Regions from separate parts of the Homo sapiens genome. Here region 2 is linked to region 1. The links are chromatin contacts, found by Hi-C or POLR2A ChIA-PET in ENCODE. All regions are on one chromosome and are shown on one strand. Each heading gives the region's core, a stretch centred on a gene start or an enhancer-like site at or near the end of the contact. The rest is flanking DNA. Distances are from core to core; before and after follow the strand shown.

The links. Hi-C counts contacts between places; a loop is a spot of excess contacts on that map. ChIA-PET counts read pairs that join two places held with the same protein, here RNA polymerase II (POLR2A). Pooled maps may share reads with other maps.
Region 2: a map of heart left ventricle shows a loop between it and region 1 (4-fold over the local background). The contact joins two enhancer-like sites. A Hi-C loop is called at or near these places in 23 of 168 maps with a recorded cell type or tissue (CD14-positive monocyte, HepG2, Right ventricle myocardium inferior and 6 more) and 16 of 50 pooled maps. POLR2A ChIA-PET finds 5 or more read pairs at or near these places in 12 of 52 experiments (A549, BJ, Caco-2 and 9 more).

What each region holds. Positions count from the first base shown.
Region 1 is chr17:43,589,855-43,596,761 of GRCh38, forward strand. No RefSeq gene overlaps it. Among named protein-coding and RNA genes, the nearest start is that of ETV4, 47 kb to the left of the region's middle. RefSeq lists an enhancer at 2,329-2,828. Within about 2 kb of position 2,082, at least 21 of the 41 ENCODE cell types and tissues checked have a DNase peak (open chromatin) inside an H3K27ac peak, as active enhancers do; they include gastrocnemius medialis, heart left ventricle, heart right ventricle and 1 more, where a contact is called at or near this core.
Region 2 is chr17:43,642,901-43,650,593 of GRCh38, forward strand. MEOX1 (mesenchyme homeobox 1) reads right to left here. Exons shown (of 3, transcript NM_004527.4): 2 at 588-760. Among named protein-coding and RNA genes, the nearest start is that of MEOX1, 15 kb to the right of the region's middle. Within about 2 kb of position 3,376, at least 24 of the 41 ENCODE cell types and tissues checked have a DNase peak (open chromatin) inside an H3K27ac peak, as active enhancers do; they include gastrocnemius medialis, heart left ventricle, heart right ventricle and 1 more, where a contact is called at or near this core.

The sequences.
Region 1 (6,907 bases), core at 832-3,331:
GGTTTATATATATAGTTTTTATATATATAGTTTATATATACATATATATATAAACTAGCCGGGGGTGGTGGTGGATGCCTGTAATCCCAGCTACTCGGGAGGCTGAGGCAGGAGAATTGCTTGAACCCAGGAGACGGAGGTTGCAGTGAGCCAACACGGTGCCACTGGACTCTAGCCTGGGTGACAGAGTGAGACTCTGTCTCAAAAAAAAAGAATAATTTTTTCTTTAACAGAACAAATTGCCTCCCTGAGTCGGACCAGCTGCCCGTGGATCCTACGCTGCAGTCACACCAGACTCCTCATGTTGTGGGGTAAGTGTGTCCCCTTTCTTTCCTGCTTCTGTCTTTATACACACAGTCCCTTTCCTTTGATACGTTTTCTCCTCTCGTCTGCCTCTGAGCCAGCCCCAAGAGTCTTCTCCGTGCTTCCTGACTCCTCTCTGCTTAGCTGTTACCCCATTTGTTCCTCTGCACCATAGTTAAACCTATTTACAGGTCTGTGTCCCCCACCAAACTGTGAGCTCCTTGAAGGCAGGCGATGTCCATTTTGTATCCCCCCGAAAACCATCCCCCTACCCCCAGTACAGACTCTGGCACAAAATAGGCATTAAGTAAATGAATGAAGGAATGAATGGATGGAAAGGATGCCATTGTAGGGGGGAAAGAGTAATATCTATTACTTTTATTTAAAAAAAACTTTTAATTTCCACTTCTAGGCATATATCTTTTCCTTATCTGTCACAAAGTTCATGGCTTGAGATCCCTATAACAAAAGATAGATTAACAAGAGAAAAGCATACACATTTATATAATAAGTTTCCGTGACATGGGAGATGAAGACCCAGGGAAATAGGGAATACTGTGTATATTTTATGCTTAGGTTTAATGAGGAGTAGAGCGTTGTGTAGAAACATGATGGACGAGGCCAGGCGTGGTGGCTCACGCCTGTAATCCCAGCACTTTGGGAGGCCGAGGCGGGTGGATCACTTGAGGTCAGGAGTTCAACACCAGCCTGGCCAACAGGATGAAACCCCGTCTCTACTAAAAATACAAACAATTAGCTGGGCATGGTAGCGCACGCCTGTAATCCCAGCTACTCGGGAGGCTGAGACAGGAGAATTGCTGGAACCCAGGAGGTAGAGGTTGCAGTGAGCGGAGAACACACTACTGCACTCCAGCCTGGGAGACAGAGCGAGACTCCATCTCAAAAAAAAAAAAGAAGAAGAAATATGATGGAAGAAAGGGGGTATGATCTAATAGTAATCAACTTGGGGGAGCTTAGCAAGGCCTGTTTCTTCAGATTCTTCTCTGCTTCTTCATTCCTTTCCTCTGGATATAGGGAGGACCCCTCTGGAATGAGGGTCTTATGACCTACTTTAGAAGAAAGACAGAAAATTCTTTCATGATCTGCTTCAGGGGAGAATAGTAGCAGCAAGTCAGAGAGATCTTCCTCCTTCTGCTGCTTTTGCCGAGGTGCTGTATTTTGGGGTAGCATGTCCTGAACTCCATCACCATCTTGTTTGCCCCTTTAGGATCTGCCAGCAAGATTTTGAGCAAAATCCTAATCTCTGGCCTCATTTTAGAGCTTGTAGCATCAGGTTTGGAGGCTAGGGGTTCCTGGTGCCCCAGCACCAGAGAGGAGGGTGAGAAGGCCACCTTGGGAGAGCTGGGCCATTTCAGGGGAGGAAATTAAAACTAAATTGCATTAATTGGTTTTCATATTGAACCCTGCTTCTTAAGTGTGCTAAATGTCTGGTTAAACAAATAGCTAAAAAGATAGAATCACTTTGCTATCATTTTTTGTGGTAAGGGAAAAGACAAAAAAACAAAGATGTTGATTTAAGATATAGCCTAGGGCTGGGGGGCTGGGGGAAACCTGGTGAAGGCTCCTGTTGTTTGGGGTCGGAGGTCGCAGGAGCAGCGGCTGCCTGGGGATCAGGCTCAAGGTTCTGGAATGATGGAAAAACCTGGCCTGACGCTTTTCCTCAGCGGACCCTTCACTGGCTAACAGGAGCCAGCTGAGCGAACACAGAGGCGCTGTAACCGGCGCAGATCCCAGCTTCCTCTGAAATTTCCAGGCCTCTTTTTTCCTGTCGGATTCCAGACAGATGAAATTTTCCTGGCCCCGGCCCATTCCTGGCAGCATCTCCCCTCTGAATCATCATAAATCAGGGCTTGGCGGGGAGCGGTGGGATTTTCCTGATTTTCCTGATCGACACGCTGCTGCCCTGGTAAAATGGGGCTCCGTTTCCAAGGCTAAAAATAGCTCTGGGGTGCTTGCCTGAGTTCTCCCCATCGCAAGTTGCTGCTTCGTATTGTAAATATTCATATCTGTCTATGATTATTATTTCATCGAGAAGGGCTGTGGACGTGCAGATGCGGGCCGCTGGGGGCCTCGGTGGTCTGAAGTGACACCATTGTTCACAGGATCATATGCGGGGGCCTGTGCATTCCTCAAAGCCTCCATCATCCAAGGAGCCCCCAATTAATTTCAATACAAACACCGGATATGGCCTCCCCCGCGCCTTTGCAGCCATAACACATGAGGTCATGCTGCTTTGGTTAACCCGAGGAGTTGCAGAGTGAGATGGGGAGGCTTCTAGGCCCCAGGGGAGGCCTGGGGTATCTGCCCTGCCTGGTTTAGGCGAGGCTGTTTACTGCAATGGGGTCTACGGCACACCCACACTCTCTCGCCTTCCTTCACTCAGAAACTGAAATCTCTGATTCCCGATGTCTCTTCCCAGCCACTCTCCCCATCTCTAGCCACTTGGCTGCCAACCCACCACCCACCCCTGTGGTTCTTTGCAAACTCCTTACCCTCCGTGCTCTTGCATACACAGCTTCATTCACCTGGGGCATCTTTTTACCTCTTCATCAGGCTCCTTCTGGAAGATTCACCTCAGGAGTTTCTTCCTTCAGGAAGCATTTCCTGATCACTCCATTCAGGGTTAAGTACTGTTTTCTTGGCTGGGAGCAGTGGCTCATGCCTGTAGTCTTGGTACTTTGGAAGACGGAGGCAGGCGGATCACTTGAGCTCAGGAGTTCGAGACCAGTCTGGCCAACATGGTGAAACCACATCTTTACTAAAAATACAAAAATTAGCTGGGCACAGTGGTGCATGCCTGTAATCCCAGCTACTCGGGAGGCCGAGGCAGGAGAATCGCTTGAACACAGAAGGTGGAGGTTGCAGTGAGCCGAGATTGCGCCAATGCATTCCAGCCTGGGTGACAGAGTGAGACTCCATCTCAACAACAACAACAAAATTAAATTTAAAAAAAAAGTACTTGCTGGGCGTGGTGGCTCGCGCCTGTAATCCCAGCGCTTGGGGAGGCCGAGGCTGGTGGATCACCTAAGGTCAGGAGTTCAAGACCAGCCTGGCCAACATGGTGAAATCCCATCTCTACTAAAAATACAAAAAAGTAGCTGGGCATGGTGGCAGGCGCCTGTGATCCCAGCTACTCAGGAGGCTGAGTCAGGAGAACTGCTTGAACCCGGGAGGCAGAGGTTGCAGTATGCCGAGATCATGCCATTGCACTCCAGCCTGGGCAACAAGAGCAAAATTCCATCTCAAAAAAAAAAAACTACCACTTTCAGCCGGGCAGGGTGGCTCACGCCTATAATCCCAGCACTTTGGGAGGCCGAGGTAGGTGGATCACAAGGTCAGGAGATCGAGACCATCCTGGCTAACACAATGAAACCCCATCTCTACTAAAAATACAAAAAAATTAGCCAGGCGTGGTGGTGGGTGCCTGTAGTCCTAGCTACTCAGGAGGCTGAGGCAGGAGAATGGCGTGAACCTGGGAGGCGGAGCTTGCAGTGAGCCGAGATCACTGCAACTGCACTCCAGCCTGGGCAACAGAGGGAGACTCTGTCTCAAAAAAAAAATTCCACTTTCTCTTCTGTGTTCCTACAGCTTATTGATTCTCAAACATTAGCCCTCATCAGAATCGCATGGAGGGTTTGCTAAAACACCGATTGCTGGGCCCCTCCCAGTTTCAGAATCAATAGGTCTGAAGTAGGGCTTGCACATTTGCATTTCTAACAAGATCTCAGGAGACACTGATGCTGCTACAGCCCCCTGTGATCACTTCCTCCATTGGTGGAACTTACCCTGCTGTGCTGCAATTACCCGCCTTTTTCTTTTCTTTTCTTTTTTTTTTTTTTGTTTGAGACAGGGTCTCACTCTGTCACCCAGGCTGGAGTGCAGTGGCGCCATCTTGGCTCACTGCAACCTCTGCCCCTGGGTTTAAACAATTCTCCTGCCTCAGCCTCCCGAGTAGTTGGGATTACAGGTGCCTGTCACCACACCCGGTTAATTTTTGTATTTTTAGTAGAGACGGGGTTTCACCATGTTGGCCAGGCTGGTCTCAAACTCCTGACCTCAAGTGATCCACCCGCCTCGACCTCCCAAACTGCTGGGATTACAGGCGTGAGCCACCTGTCCGGCCACCTGCTTATTTTTTGTTCCCTCCCACTGGGAGGGCTGGGACTGTCTTTTCCATTTCTCTATCCTACTGCTTGGCAAACAGTGAAGCTGATCACTGGAGGTTTGTTGACTGAATGAATTGTGGATTTGGAACCAACCTGCTAGTTGTAGAGCTCAGTTGAGGGGAGGAGGTCTGCTGGTGAGAGGGCTGGTTCTCAGGGCTTTTGGGGTCATGAGTATGTTACCTGAAAGGGGGCCCAATCCAGATCCCAAGAGAGGATTCTTGGACCTTGCAGAAGAAAGAATTCGGGGCGAGTTTATAGAGTAAAGTGAAAGCAAGTTTATTAAGAAAGTAAACGGGCTGGGCGTGGTGGCTCACTCCTGTAATTCCAGCACTTTGGGAGGCCGAGGAGGCGGATCACCTTAGGTCAGGAGTTCGAGACCAGCCTGATCAATATGGAGAGACCCCATCTCTACTAAAAATACAAAATTAGCCGGGCGTGGTGACTCACGCCTGTAATCCCAGCTACTCAGGAGACTGAGGCAGGAGAATCGCTGGAACCCAGGAGGTGGAGGTGGCAGTGAGCCAAGATCGCGCCATTGCACTCCAACCTGAGCAACAAAAGCAAAACTCCGTCTCAAAAAAAAAAAAAAGAAACTAAATGAATAAAGAATGGATACTGCATAGGCAGAGCGGCGGCATGAGTTGCTTGACTGAGTATGCTTATTGTTCCGGTTTTTTTTTTTTTTTTTTGAGACGGAGTCTCGCTCTGTTGTCCAAGCTGGAGTGCAGTGGTGCAATTCAGCTCACTGCAACCTCCGCCTCCTGGTTTCTAGCAATTCTCCTGCCTCAGCCTCCCAAGTAGTTGGGATTACAGCTGTGCGCCACAACATCAGGCTAATTTTTTATATTTTTAGTAGAGACAGGTTTTCATCATGTTGGCCAGGCTGGTCTTGAACTCCTGACCTCAAGTGATCCTCCTGCCTCAGCCTCCCAAAGTGCTGGGATTACAGGCATGAGCCACCACACCCGGCTATAGTTATTTCTTTATTATATGCTAAAAAGGGATGGATTACTCATGAGTTTCCTGGGAAAAGGGCAGAGATTTCCCAGAACTGAAAGTCCCTACCCTTCTTAGACTATATAGGGTAACTTCCGGAAGGTGCCATGGTATTTGTAAACTGTCATGGTGATGGTAGGAGTGTCTTTTAGCATGCTAATGTATTATAATTAACATATAATGAACAGTGAGGACGACCAGAGATCACTTTCGTGGCCATCTTGGTTTGGGTGGGTTTTGGCCATCTTCTTTACTGCATTCTCTTTTATCAGCAAGGTCTTTGGGACCTGTATCTTGTGCTGATCTTCTGTCTCATCCTGTGACTAAGAATGCCTAACCTCCTGGGAATGCAACCCAGCAGGTCTCAGCCTCATTTTGCCCAGCTGCTACTCAAGATGGCGTTGCTCTGGTTCAAACACCTTTGACAAGTGGGGATCACCCCAACCCCCCCAGGTGAATGAGCACAATTCCCTCTCCCCACGCAAGTCTCCCATAAAGTCCAAAACAAGAGGGTCACTGATTCACAAGTACACAAATACACAAGTCATGAAATTCCATCCTTGTAAAGGATGCCAATCAGAGATGCCAGAAGGAGAAATGGGGAATCAGGATTTTAACTTGATTTTCTTCCTCTGAAACCTGGAAATGCCAAGTGATGAAAGGATACCAGAACCCCGGCCTTTCCTTTGAATTAGGTCTGGACCCCAGCCCCCTTTCCTGCCATCTTATGCTCTGGCCACACAGTAGGGCAAGATCTCAATCCCTGCCCAAACTACAAACTCCTTGAGGACACATCCTAAGTCTTAATAATCTTGAGAACTACTCCTTCACCTTCCACATAAGGATCTGTGTTTTCTTTCCTTTTTTTTTGAGACAGGGTTTCACTCTGTCACCCAGGCTGGAGTGCAGTGGCATGATCATGGCTCACTGCAGCCTCGACCTCTTTGAACTCACGTGATTCTTCCACCTCAGCCACCCAGGTAGCTGGGACTACAGGCACGCACCACCATTCCCAGCTAATTTTTGTATTTTTTGTAGAGACAGGGTTTCGCCATGTTGGTCTCAAATTCCTGGTCTCAAATAATCTGCCCACCTCGGCCTCCCAAGGTGCTGGAATTACAGGTCTGAGCCTCTGCGCCCCACTGCCTGGATCTATTTTCTATAGTTCCTTCAATGTATCGTTTCATTCACACCTCCAAGCCTTTGCTCATGCTGTTTCCCCTGCTCAGCATTCCTGTGTTCCTTCTTTGCAGGTGGACATCCAACTCACTGATTTAAGACTGAGTCCAAATGTGGCTACTTCTGGGCAGGTCTTAGAGGCTCATTTGCTTCTCTGGGCTCTCACATGGTGGCAGCTTTACTGCCATGGGTCTGGTTCCTGTACTAGATGGGTTGTCTCGTTCATTCTTTATGCCTGTTCT
Region 2 (7,693 bases), core at 2,126-4,625, 54 kb after region 1:
TAGCTGCATGTGAGAATCACCTAGGGGGCCTTTGAAAAATTCTGAGGCCTGTATCCCATCCTAGGCCAATTAAAATCATCCCTAGGGGTGGAGCCCAGACATCAGCACTATTAAAATCTCCCCAGGGGCCGGGCGCAGTGGCTCACGCCTGTAATCCCAGCACTTTGGGAGGCCGAGGCGGGCGGATCACCTGAGGTCAGGAGTTTGAGACCATCCTGGCCAACATGGTGAAACCCCGCCTCTACTAAAAAAAAAAACAAAAATTAGCCGGGCGTGGTGGCGCACGCCAGTAGCCCAGCTACTTGGGAGGCTAAGGCAGGAGAATTGCTTGAACCCAGGAGGTGGAGGTTACAGTAAGATCGCGCCACTGCACTCCAGCCTGGGCGACAGAACGAGACTCCGTCTCAAAAAACAAAAAACAAAAAAACCCAAAACTCCCCAGGCTATTCTCAGGTGTGGCCACAGTTGAAAACCGCTGGACTGGCTGGAGGAAGAAAAAGGAGAAGGTCCAGGGAGGGGTGGTGGGAAAGGAGGGAAGGGAGGGAGATGAGAGAGCAAAGAAGAGGAGGGGCCCACCGGGGGCGCACCTGGCGCTCAGAGAGGTCCAGGTTTACCGCAATCTCATATCTGCGGAGCCGAGTCAGGTAGTTATGATGGGCAAACTCTGCCTCCAGCTCTCGCAGCTGCTCCTTGGTGAAGGCCGTCCTCTCCTTGCGGGCTTTGCTGCTGCCCTCCGGCTTCCCTCTGTTCTCCTGGTTGTCTGGGGAGAGAGGACCCCAAACAGGAAGACATGGGCTGAGGGAGACTCCATTCCCTTTCTTTTGCCCTTGAGCAACTAGGCAGTCTTTACCAGTCTCCCTTATTTTTACAGGATGCTGAGAAAAAAGCTACACTGTCCTTTTTATTCCTTCTGGTGTCTTACCCATATTAGAATTGGGAAGATTTTTTATTTTTGGTTTCCAATCTCAGGTACCTGCCTCCCACCCTCCCCCCACCCCAAACTTTCTTTTATTCCCAAAGCATAAGAAGCTACTCTTGGCTGTTTAATGACCTCTACTCCCCAGCCCACCCCCCAGCATGACATTACTGGTGGCCATAAGCTTGAGGGGTGAGATGCTCTAAAACAAAGCCTCAAACTATGGTCCCCAGATCAGCAGCATCAGCATTACCTGAGAGCTTGTTACAAATGCAAATCCTAGCCTCATTCCAGACCTACTAAGTCAGAAACTCTGGGGATGGCACTCAGCAATCTATTTTTACAAACCCTCCAGATGCGTCTGGTGCACAGTCAAGTCCGCTGCTCTAAGACCTCACCACTCAAAGGAGTGCCTGGGTGCCAGCAGCATCAGTAGCACCAGGGAGCTGTTCAGACCTGAAGGATCTCAGGCCTGCCCCAGACCTACCTACGGAATCAGAATCTGCCCCAGAGGGCCAAGTCTGGAAAGCCATCTGGAGCCCTCTGAAGCAGGCTGCATGTTAGATTCAGCGGGGCTCAGTCATAACTGCCAACAGGGTCAGGGGACACACTCTGTGCCAGGTGCTGTACCTGACATATATTAGCCTCTTATTCCTCAATAGCCCAACCAAGTGGTTCTAGTATTAGTATCACTTTATGGACCAGAAAACGAACACAGAGAAGTTAAGCAAATTGCCCAAGTTTATTCAGCCAGGGGGTGTGGGAGACAAGAATTAAATTCAGGCGATTTGACACACACATACTGTTCAAATGAAAAGTATGTAGGGGCCAGGCGCGGTGGCTCATCCCAGCACTTTGGGAGGCCAAGGCGGGCGGATCACGAGGTCAGGAGCTCGAGACCAGCCTGGCCAACATGGCGAAACCCCCGTCTCTACTAAAAATACAAAAAATTAGCTGGGCGCGGTGGCACGCCCCTGTAATCCCAACTACTTGGGAGGCTGAGGCAGGAGAATCGCTTGAACCCAGGAGGCGGAGGCTACAGTGAGCGGAGATCACGCCATTGCACTCCAGCCTGGGCGACAGAGCAAGACTACGTCTTGAAAAAAAAATTTAGGAAGGGCTTACAAACGGTAAAGTCCTGAACAAATAAAAGGGGCTGAATGGTTATCTCTTGAGCAGACGGGTGGGAGGCAGCTCTACCTTCACTTTAATGAATGGAGGTGGTGGGTGGAGAGGAGGTGGGAAGAAGACCACACACTTACACAATTAACTCGCAATGCATGCCACGTGGCCAGGGAATGGCTGCAGGAGCCCGGGGCTCTAACATTTAAAAGACGTTTGCTTCATTAATTATCTTTTTTTTTTTTTTTTTTTTTTTGAGATGGAGTCTCGCTCTGTCGCCAAGGCTAGAGTGCAGTGGTGCGATCTCGGCTCACTGCAAGCTCCGCCTCCCGGGTTCACACCATTCTCCTGCCTCCGCCTCCCGAGTAGCTGGGACTACAGGCGCCCGCCACCACGCCCGGCAAATTTTTTTGTATTTTTAGTAGAGACGACGTTTCACTGTGATAGCCAGGATGATCTCGATCTCCTGACCTCGTGATCTGCCCGCCTTGGCCTCCCAAAGTGCTGGGATTACAGGCGTGAGCCACTGCGCCCGGTCCATTTTCCTCATTTTATAGACATGGAGGCTGTGGCTCCGAGTGAGGTGCTTTACCGAAACCTGCGGCCCAACGTCCTGCTCCCTGAAAGACCCATCTCTGCCTTGCCGGCGAGGAGTGTTGGAAGGAGGGATCTTCTGTTTTCAGAGGCCGGGTCTAAGCTACCTGGGGGACTGGGCTGGGGAATTCAGACCCCCTAGTGTAAAGCAGAGAAGCCGCCTATGCAGTCGGCTAAGCAGCCGCATTGGGAGTGGGTGGCGAGGCAGGAACCCCACATTAACCCGGCGATCCACTTTGGAGCTTTGAGCCTAGCTGGTTCCCCTCCCAGCACCCCCCTCTATTGCTTTCCACTCAATCCCTTTGTATTTCAGTTTCCCCGTCCTCCGCCTCCGCGCCCCACTGCCTTGGGCTGGGCGACTCTCTAGCAGGAGGCGCACGGTAAAGTGATTTGGGCGCCTGGCCCACCTCGCGCTGCGCGTCCGTGGCCTCCGCCGGGGGATGGAAGGGGAGTGGGTGCCACCGTTCCGGGAACTCGAGAAGGCGGGGGAGGGGCCCGATAGTCCCGGTGCCCGGGTCAGGGGTGTCGTGGCACCCTGGCCCGGGGGTCCGCGTCCGATCCGGGTTGGCCGCCCGCGGGGCGCGCCCGGGGAGCAGGGCAGGGGGCCGAGTTCCTGGCGCGGGCTGCCTGCCCGGCGGCCTCTGGCTCCAGGCCGGAGAAGGCAGGTCCAGACCCCTCCGGAAGCGGGAGCGTGGGCAGCAGGGAAGGACGCGCAGCCCCGGGCCGGGGTCCCCGAGGAGCCCTCCGGCCTTGGCCGCCGCCAGCGCCGCGCCCCCTCCTGGCAGCGGGCCGGGGAGGGTCGGTCACGAGCGGATGACGGGCTTCCCGGAGCACAGCCCGGCCCACGGGCCCGGAGAGAGGCAGGAAACCCGGGCTTAGACGACGGGCGCGGTCGGGGACTGGTTTCCCAATCTTCTCCCGTCCCGAGGCTTAGTGTTTCCCAGCCCTTCCTTTCCACGGTTGCGGGGAGTGGATAGCCCAGAGGACCGCAGAGGCTTGAATCCTGAATCTCCATGCTGGAGACTTTGAGGAAGTCACTTAGCCTCTCTGGGCGTCAGTCTCCTCATCAAGAAATTGAGGAAATTTCACCTACCTCCTAGGGTTATTGGAAGACCGAACGAGTTAATATGTGTGTGCAACATGCTATTAAAATCTAAAAGTGGCCAGGCAAGGTGGCTCACGCCTGTAATCCCAGCACTTTGGGAAGCTGAGGCGGGCGGATCACCTGAGATCGGGAGTTCGCGACCAGCCTGACCAACATGGAGAAACACCGTCTCTACTAAAAATACAAACAACAACAAAAAATTAGCTGGGCGTGGTGGCTCATGCCTGTAATCCCAGCTACTCGGGAGGCTGAGGCAGGAGAATCGTTTGAACCTGGGAGGCGGAGGTTGCGGTGAGCCGAGATTGCGCCATTGCTCTCCAGCCTGGGCAACGAGAGCAAAACTCCGTCTCAAAAAAAAGAAAAATCTAAAAGTGCTGGACAAATATATTCTCCAATTTATCAGCTCCACGAGATGCCATTGAAGGGCTGGGATAGAAACAGATGCACTTCTTGAAGGTTTCTGTGTGTGCCCAGAGGCATCTGCGGCTTTAACCTCACCACACAGCGGCCTATGAGTGGATACTGTTCTTACCCCCTTTAGCACTCTTAACATGGGTTTGTGTGATAATTTGATTAATAGCTGTCTCCCCAGGGAAACACTTTTTCTCACCCTAGCATCTAGCCATAGTTGCTTCTGTACCTGGCACAACTGACCCCTACCGCGCCCCCAACCAGTTCTGCACATAATTCTCCTAGAGAGAAGAGGAAAAAGTACTTGCTAAGTATTTGCTAAATAATCCTGTTATACAGAAGAGCCAGCCTCAGACAGGCCCAGGAAATTGCCCAGTGTGCCTGACAGCTTTTAGGTGACAGAAGGGAGATTTGAACCCAGATCCATCTGATTAGAGCCAAGGCTCTCCATATCTCCTGGCTGGCTGGCTCAGGTTGGGGCCTGGAGCTGGACCATGGCAGCTGGGCTTGTCACCCCTTCCAGAGGTCCTGGGGTCACCACCCTGTTTGCTACCCACATCTACCCTCCTCCAAGACCTGCTTAGGTGTGCACAGGTGCCCCATGATGTCCCCCAAATAACTTCCCCCACCCCAGTTCTGCAAATAGGGCAGCTGACTACTGCCAGCCAAGCTATGCCCCATCCCTGGCCACCTCTCCTCTCCTGTCTCTTATTGCCCTGATTTAGCCTCTGGGGTTCCAGTGCCGATTTCCAGCAGAGGAAACAGGAAGAAGAAGTCTGGGTTGGGAACTGACGGTCTCAGCTAACTCCCTGTGTGAACCTGGGGGCAATACCTACTAATGGTGGGTGGGATGGATATTGGCTCTGGGAGGGCGGTTGTCCCTTGTCAACTTCCCAGAGTGGGATCAACGTTCACCACTGTTGGAAATGATGAAGGGACCAGAAGTATGGGAAGCAAGCTATGAAAGTTGAAGTGGAAGTTACGCTCTCTTTGTTCTGCAACAGTATTACAAATTGCAATATATTCAGCAAGATGGAAACACTATGAGCACTTGCATGCCGTTTCTGGGAGCTGTTCGGTCACCCTGCTCATGGGCACAGTTCCTGTGCACCCTGCCACATGAAAGTAACTCATGCTGGGTGGGGCGCAGGTGGCTCAGGCCTGTAATCCCAGCACTTTGGGAGGCCGAGGCGGGCGGATCATAAGGTCAGGAGATCGAGACCATCCTGGCTAACATGGTGAAACCCCGTCTCTACTAAAAATACAAAAAATTAGCCAGGCGTGGTGGCGGGCGCCTGTAGTCCCAGCTACTGGGAAGGCTGAGGCAGGAGAATGGCATGAACCTGGGAGGCGGAGCTTGCAGTGAGCCACGAGTACCACTGCACTCCAGCCTGGGCAACAGAGAAAGACTCTGTCTCAAAAAAAAAAAAAAAAAGAAAAGAAAAAGAAACTAACTCATGCTTCCCAAGATGGTCTGTTCCCAGGATAGTACAACTTTGTTAGGGAGGCTTCCTCTCCTCTGTGGGCCTCAGTTTCCCCATGTGTAGAAGTATGGGATTGGACCGGATTCTGTTTCTGCCAGGGAGCTGGTGTCAGAATTCCTTCCTGGAACATAAGCCTTGATGCCCTACACTCCCTACTCTCTCTTCCATTGAGAACCCTTAGCCTTGATGAAGTCTGAGGCTCTTCCAACTTCACGTATTCTTGTCTCAGCTCCTAGTTCCTCCCTTCAGTCAGATCTGAGGTCTTGCTGTGTGCTCTGTTCCAAAGCCCTCCCCAGCCTTCCCACAGCTCAATGATCAGGGCTCTGCTGGGCCGTTTCTCTCTCCCTGCCTTGAGCTGTGTGGAGGGAAGTTATATATGCAGACGTGTCGGAGGACCTGTTGGTGAACCTGGGCCTTAGCACTCATAGGTGAGTGAGGCACCGAGGAAGAGCTTTTGGATCTTGGGCAAGTCCTTTAGGTTCTTGGAGCTTCAATTTCCTCATTTGCAAAGCAGGAATAGCTACACCCGCTGTGCTTATCAGGCTGAGAAGTAACAGGAGCTGGATAGCGGGCGTTAACACCTAGCACAGTGCCTGGCATGTCACTGAAGCTCTGTTCACAAGAACCATCAGAAAGAGTTCTATTGGAGATTATATCTGAGATGACTCACGGGCAGAGTTAGAGCACTATGCTCCTTAAGGCACCACATCTCCAGACCTGTGTGAAAGGGTTATCTTTTAAATGTCTGGCCTTTCAGCTTTTTTTTTTTTTTTTTTTTTTTTGAGGCTGAGTCTCACTTTGGTCACCCAGGCTGGAGATTGGTCACTGCAATGGCGGGATCTCGGCTCACCGCAACCTCTGCCTCCTGGGTTCAAGCGATTCTCCTGCCTCAGCCTCTGGAGTAGCTGGGATTATGGGTGCCTGCCGCCACACTAGGCTAATTTTTGTATTTTTAGTAGAGATGGGGTTTCTCCACGTTGGCCAGGCTCGTCTCGAACTCCTGACCTCAGGTGATCCACCTGCCTCGGCCTCCCAAAGTGCTGAGATTACAGGCATGAGCCACTGCACCTGGCCTAGGCCACTATTGCTGCAGCCTTCAGAGTTCCACAATTCCAGGCACAACAACTAGATGTGTCACATGGCAATCCACATCACTCCTGCGCTGCTTCTCTCTTGGGGGCCGCAGATGCCTCTTCCAGAACTGCGGAGGGAGGATGCTGGCCCTCAGTGGGCTGCCTCTGTGATTAGGAAGGAGTTGCCCCACCCCAGCCCCTGCATAGCCCTCACCCTCTGCTGGAGCAGGGCTGTGAGGGAACAGTCAAATGCCCAGAGAAATGCAAACGGTGTGCATGTGATTGCGGTTTCCACCATGAGCTTCCACACCATCCAGGGCAAATTATTTCATATGTAGCTGCCACATTTGGCAGGCCTTCGTAAAGTGAGCAGACAGCTTTATCAGAGCTACAGGGAGGTTCAGACAGACCCATCCCTGTCTGAACATTTCTGGAGTTCTGTACTCTACAGTCCAACTCTGAGGGCACCAGTTTACATAAATTAATATCCAAATCAGACAGGATGCCAAATGCCTCACATTCAAATAGCACTGTGCAGTTGACAAGGGATTTCTTTCCTCCAAAGAGAACTTCTTTTAGGCTTTCACAGATACTACAGAATCATAGAAAGTAGAGGTGGGAGGGACTTAGAGATGATCAATGTCACCTTTTCATTTTATAGGTGAGCTTAGAGAAGGTAAGGAACTCCTGTAAGGACACACGGCAAGTTAGGGGCAGAATTGGGCCTAGAACCCAGATTTTCTTGTTAGGAAGCTCTTTCCACCCTATTGGGCTGTCTCCTATTTTATCCTCTTAATTATTCCATTAGGTAGGTAAGGTACACATTAGCCCGTTGAACATATGAGCAATTAAGATCCAGAGACTAAATGACTTGCCCAAGGCCCCTGGGACCAGTCTAGGGCTATAGCCTCATGTCACGCTGCCCTCGGGGGAGGATGAGTATGGAGGCTGTGCCTATCTTAGGGACATTGTCTGAGTCTGGGTTCAG